Regions from separate parts of the Mus musculus genome. Here region 1 is linked to region 2. A link is a contact called in ENCODE Hi-C data. All regions are on one chromosome and are shown on one strand. The core of a region is the stretch at or near the end of the contact, and the rest is flanking DNA. Distances in the headings are between cores, read along the strand shown. Region 1 overlaps Myt1l (myelin transcription factor 1-like). Region 2 holds the start of Myt1l (myelin transcription factor 1-like).

Region 1 (2,700 bases), core at 76-2,575, 170 kb after region 2:
GATGAGCAGGTGGCAGTTTAGCCACCTTGCCTCAACAGCAAATGACAAACAGGATCTGAGACTGGTTGTGAATAAGTCTTTGTGCCATGTAACAGGCAAGGGCTGCAAATGTGAGCACAGGGAATTTTCTGTGAAAACCCTGTTTTTTTCTGGGTACTTTTTCCTGAGATTCCATGGTAAGCCTTACCAAGCTTTCAGGGTTTAGGGAATGGTTTTCCAATGTTCGGTCTTCCAGACTTCCTTTTATGCTTTTCAAACTGAATAAAAACAAAGAGGCCAAAAAGGGAAGCTGCCCTTCCTCTGAAGGGCTATATCTAGATCTTTCATCTTGCTGAAAATCCCGAGATGGTCTGCTGAGAAGCAGGACTGAATCTGCTTCTGCAGGAAGGTCAACACTGGATGGGCAAAACCGCACCTGCTCCTGTGATTTAGTAACTTCCACTAGCGAGTGGCCGCTGGGGCTAAAGAAATCCTGTCGCTGTCACAGTGAGAGTGAACAAAGGAGCTAGCCTGCCTACCTTTGGGGGGAGGGGGATGGAAGCCACTGGGTCTTGTCTGTGCAGTCTTAGCTTTGTTTCCAGGTCACCAGTGCTTTTATTGTTTAGCCTACTGGTGCTATGAGGAGTTCTGAGGTCCCTGCTGGGCTGGGCTTGCTGTGGGAGTATCCAGACCTCTCAGCCGTCAGCAGGCTGCCTGGCTCCCAGGAGGTCACTTCAGGCCTGGCCATCTAACTTTAACAGCTGTTGGCATCTCCTCATGTCCTCACAGGCACTGATAGAAGCAAAAACATTGCAAATCCTGCTCCCTCTGTGGCTTGGCATGGCCACATGTCCCCAACTGCAGCAGACAAGAGGATAAATCCTGGTTTTTGCAAAGGCTACCATGCATAAGCTGATAGTCAAAGGATCTTCCAGTTCTTCCCAGGGTGTCCTAGGATCCCAGCCTTTGCTCTCTGGGTACCAGAAGCAATTTTCTTTTCTCCACATTTGTGACATCATGTGTTTCCACACATCACTAGACAGTCACTGAGAGAGAAACTACCTACTGTGTAGAATGAGGTGAGACTGGTGGCTCCGAATAATCCACTGCAACCATTCATTTGAACTCTGCCTAGGTTGTCTGTGTGACCCTCAGAAACAATACCATGTAACCTAACTCCTGAGTTGCACAAAGCTATTTCCTTTTTGTTCATATTATTTGAAAAGCATAAAATATTTGTACTGGTAAAAAGGTAATTTTGTCTCTTAAAGGCCACAGGAAAATGAGGCCTGTATGTCCCTTTGTCCAGTGTTTAGTTTTTGGCAGCCTGCCCAGGATTCAGCTCCTTCCCATCTCTGTGAGGAGAGACTGAGATCAGCCTAGGAGCTAGGCACAGATGGGAGTGTTCACGGAGCACTCTCCGGCTGCGAGCACATATCCTGCAGAGTGCAGAAGTCTCTTTGGGAGCCACACGCAAGTGTAACATGGGGATATGTTTAAATAGAAGAGCTTCAAAACCAGTTTTGTCTAGCCATATGTGAAGGACTGTGCACAAAGGAGCTATTTCTGGTGCTCTGGGCTCAGCAACCCATAGTGAACCCCGTAGTAAGCTCAGAGCATCTCATGACCAATGGCCTTTCTCCCGAGAGTGAATCCCACAGGAACAGCAAGAGGGATGGTATGGGAACAGGGACAGGGGGTGGAGAAACAGGAGTCAGTGAGGGAGGCCTCTGAGTGCACGGCACTGGAAGTGTCATCAGGAGGACCTCACCAGCTGACATCCATATCCAGGGAAGGGAAGGAAAAAAGAGGGAAGTAAGCCAGGGCATGATGGAGTATCCCCAGCACAGACAACCAGCCAGAAGCATGGAATCCCTTTGGAGAAAAGTGTTTGCTGCCCATCCCTCTAGCCTGGAGGGGATGCAGAGCCTGTATGCTCAGTGACAGGGGCTGAAACTCCCGGTTCAGATTCCCTGGCTCAGTGCTGTTGGGGAAGCCAATCTTTGCACCTAGTGTCCCCAGCACTACTTCCTGTTTGTGGAACAACAGGAGAGCCTTGGGGGAAGCCTGTGTGCTGTGGAGGGCACCTTCCCTTTGGTAGAAATTGTGTTTCGTGCATCTGACAGACCAAACAGCCAGCTGTCTGTCATCTCATGACTCAGCGTGATTCCTAACACTTCATAAAAGGAGCAGATGTGTTTCGCTGGCATTTCATGGGGGGGGGGGGAAGCTACGATGACACTTCCAGGTACAACCCCACCTGTGTTTGTAGAGTGGTGCAATGTTTTCTTGGCTTTTGATCAAGAAACAGCACAGACGCTGTGGCCACCCACCCATTGTGAAGCTCACATTCTGACTCCCATGCCGTTTAAGTACAGGATACTGTGGCCTCCCTCACAGGGCTGCGGTGACCACTGTACTAACAGAAAGAGGAGGCACAGTGTTATTAATAGTTTAGAATCTAGTGCCACTTTGCTCCCAGCAGCTCGGCCCTTTAACTGTGGGCTGGTCCTGCTGCTACAGTGGTCCCTCTCCTCACCTGTAATGGGGACTTTTTTTATATCCAGTACCTGCTGCAAGGGGAGGGCCTGCTATCCCGCTCAGGACTCCTGCCCTGGGTCCATTTACCAGTCACTTATGCTTAGACTGGAAACTCATTGACAGCATTTTCTAAAGGATACTCTCCCAGAATTGGCCTACTATGTGCAATCTCTCTCTGAG
Region 2 (2,700 bases), core at 178-2,677:
GAATTTTTGAAAAGAAATGAGATTTATTTGCAATAAACTTTGTCCAACTGCAGCATTCAGTGGCTTCTATTTTCCCATGTTCAGACTGTATGCTGCATGAGATCCGGAGAATGGAGACAGTCTGGTAGAAAAGCTTCAAGCAGGAGCAGGCTTCACCTGGGCTGCTTCTAGCTTTGGGCTGTGAGCCAAAGAGGCAAGCATTAGATGACCCCCTCCCCCCAGCTCTGTGGCTAAGGCTTGGGCTAGAAATCCCTGTTTTTGTCAACCTCCACATCACATCCAAGACTTAACCATCACTTTCCTCAGAAGAAAGACAACTAAGTTCAGTTTTAAAATAACAGCGTTGTCAGGCGGGCTGTCTGCATGTGAGCAGTGGAAAATTAGAATCGAGCAATCCGTCCCCCCACAACCCCCGTGGCACACACATGTGAAGCACACGCGCGCTCGCGCGCGCGCGCGTGCACACACACACACACACACGCGAGTAGCAGTCGGTTAAGAGGAAAGGGTGATACCTTTTTAAAAACCGAAAGGCAGTAAGCCATTATTAGCAAGAGCTATATTGAGCGTGCTTGTCAGACAGGCAACAAAGCCGAGCTCCAGTTCCGCCCAGACATGTGCCTTGCCATTTTCATTTTAATCAGCCTGCTCAGGATGGCTGCTGATTCATTTTGCAGGATGTCCCCCTGGGAGCCAAGGTGGAAGCCTCCGGCGGCGGGTGAGCTGCTCTTGCATCTAGGCAGGATGCAGCAGGGCACACAGAGGGGAGAGTGAGGAGGAGGCTAGCGGGAGGGGAGCTCACCCACAGGCTCACTCCACAGTTCAATATGGCTAGTTAGCCGGTCCTTCATGAAACCGTATCTGCTACTGCAGAAAATATAATGAAAGAAAGAGAAAAGAAAAGAAAAAACTGTCAAATTGTAGGATCGTCATTTCATTATCTAGCAACTACGCCCCCCCCCAACCCCACCCCTGGACATTAAGTGGCTTGGACTGCTGGTTATTCTCATGGTCAGCGTATACATAGATGCACACACACACACACACACACACACACACACACACACACACACACACACACACACACACACACACATACACATACATACCTGGTAACTAGCTGGGGTGGTATACCTGATTTAGCTGCAGACTTTGATTTGTAGGACTGACAACCTTATTATGCAGTGAGCTTATTATTGATATTATTCTGCTCTCGGTTGCCATGGCCACCTTGTGAGAGACATTCAATTTTCTCTCTTCCATCATCATTATCTATGAGGCCATCTGTTGTGGAAAATGAATTCAGCCTCATTTGCATGACTGATAAGCAATTTTTTTTTTATCTATTTAACAGAAGGTCATATGCCGGGGATTTGGAGCTCGTGAAAAAAAAAAGTGGAAAAAAAAAAAAGCCTAGGAGAGGATGAGTGGAGCTGCGTGCATTAGGGGCTGGCTGTGGAGGTAAAGCAGATCTCTTAGGCCCGCTAGCCTCTCCTGCTGCATGTGTCATTCCTGCCCGCGCGACATTTTCCCCCTAAGCTACTGCACACAAAACAGAGCGAGAAAGCTTCTCCCTGCAGTCTTCTTGGAGGCCTCCTGGTTTCTCACCCATTGTTGGTGGGTGTATTTCAATTTTTTGATTCCCTGGACTGTGGGTTATGAAATCAATGCTGCTGAAGACAAAAGCAACCTTCCCTGCCTCTCGGTGCTATGCGTGGTCCTCCTCGGCCTCCCACTTGTGGGGGAAAGGGTTTTCTCTTTCTTTCTGTGTGTTTTGAGCCAGCACAGTTACCAAAATTGAACTTGCCGTCACTTGTGAGCGGTGTGGTCATGGTGTGAGGTACGTGATGCTCGTTAGGTTAATTCTTTGGACTCAGGGGTCAGGATCTGTTTTTGCTGTAGCTCATGGCTTCTGCTGCAGACCTATTGTTCGTTCCTTTTTAAAGTTATTTTTATAGCGTGGCTGGTGGCTGAGAGGTTCCTGAGGTACAGGTCTTCAGTCCTCAGAAGCTGGTCTTTAGAGCAAAAATGGGTAATAGATTGCATGCCTGAACAATGATTTTTGTTTATAAAAAGAAATAAAAAAAAATGAGAAAACCGAAAAACTTACTGCATGTCTGGAGGTCGGTGATTTGGGCTGAAGTAACTTCCTGAGAGTGGCTAACTTCACTTTACAAACAAGGAGGGATTTTAAGCAAGGGCTGTGGGAATGTTAGCTACTCCTGAGGCACTGTTGTCTTGGTCTAATTATAGAAAGAAAGTTTGTTGATGTTTATAAAACTGATAAACTCAAATAAAGATTTTAAACAATAACCTCAATGTTTGAAGTTCATAAAAACAAAACAGCACCTAAGTTCTAGCAGAATATGGTTTTTTAAAAATCACCTCATAAGCAAAAAGTTGAGTCTTCACACTCTACTTTCCAGGTAGATCTGAATAAATAATAAATAATATAAATATTCACCTGAGTGTGAAATATACAAAATATACAGTAGAGTTTGACCAGAGCGTTAATTTAATCACGACAAATTTCTTATATCTTGAAACTATATATGCTATCAATCATGATGTTGTTAATTTAATTGGGATAAAGTGATTTGTTTAACAACTCTTTTGTTCAAGTGTTTATACTTTTTGCTAACACCACAAACAAAAGCTCCCATAACACTTTCACAAGCATGAGAGAGTCTTTCTAATTGT

What was found. Hi-C counts contacts between places; a loop is a spot of excess contacts on that map.
Region 1: a map of left cerebral cortex shows a loop between it and region 2 (2.5-fold over the local background). The contact joins the enhancer-like site here to the promoter of Myt1l in region 2. A Hi-C loop is called at or near these places in 1 of 37 maps with a recorded cell type or tissue (left cerebral cortex).

What each region holds. Positions count from the first base shown.
Region 1 is chr12:29,701,454-29,704,153 of GRCm38, forward strand. The region is part of intron 3 of Myt1l (myelin transcription factor 1-like); the gene reads left to right. Among named protein-coding and RNA genes, the nearest start is that of C630031E19Rik, 16 kb to the left of the region's middle. Within about 2 kb of position 1,326, at least 3 of the 3 ENCODE cell types and tissues checked have a DNase peak (open chromatin) inside an H3K27ac peak, as active enhancers do; they include left cerebral cortex, where a contact is called at or near this core.
Region 2 is chr12:29,526,957-29,529,656 of GRCm38, forward strand. Myt1l (myelin transcription factor 1-like) reads left to right here and starts at 1,428. Exons shown (of 25, transcript NM_001093775.1): 1 at 1,428-1,840. It overlaps Gm20208 (a long non-coding RNA gene), which reads right to left. Exons shown (of 4, transcript XR_381405.4): 2 at 1,110-1,284; 3 at 516-867; 4 at 2-178.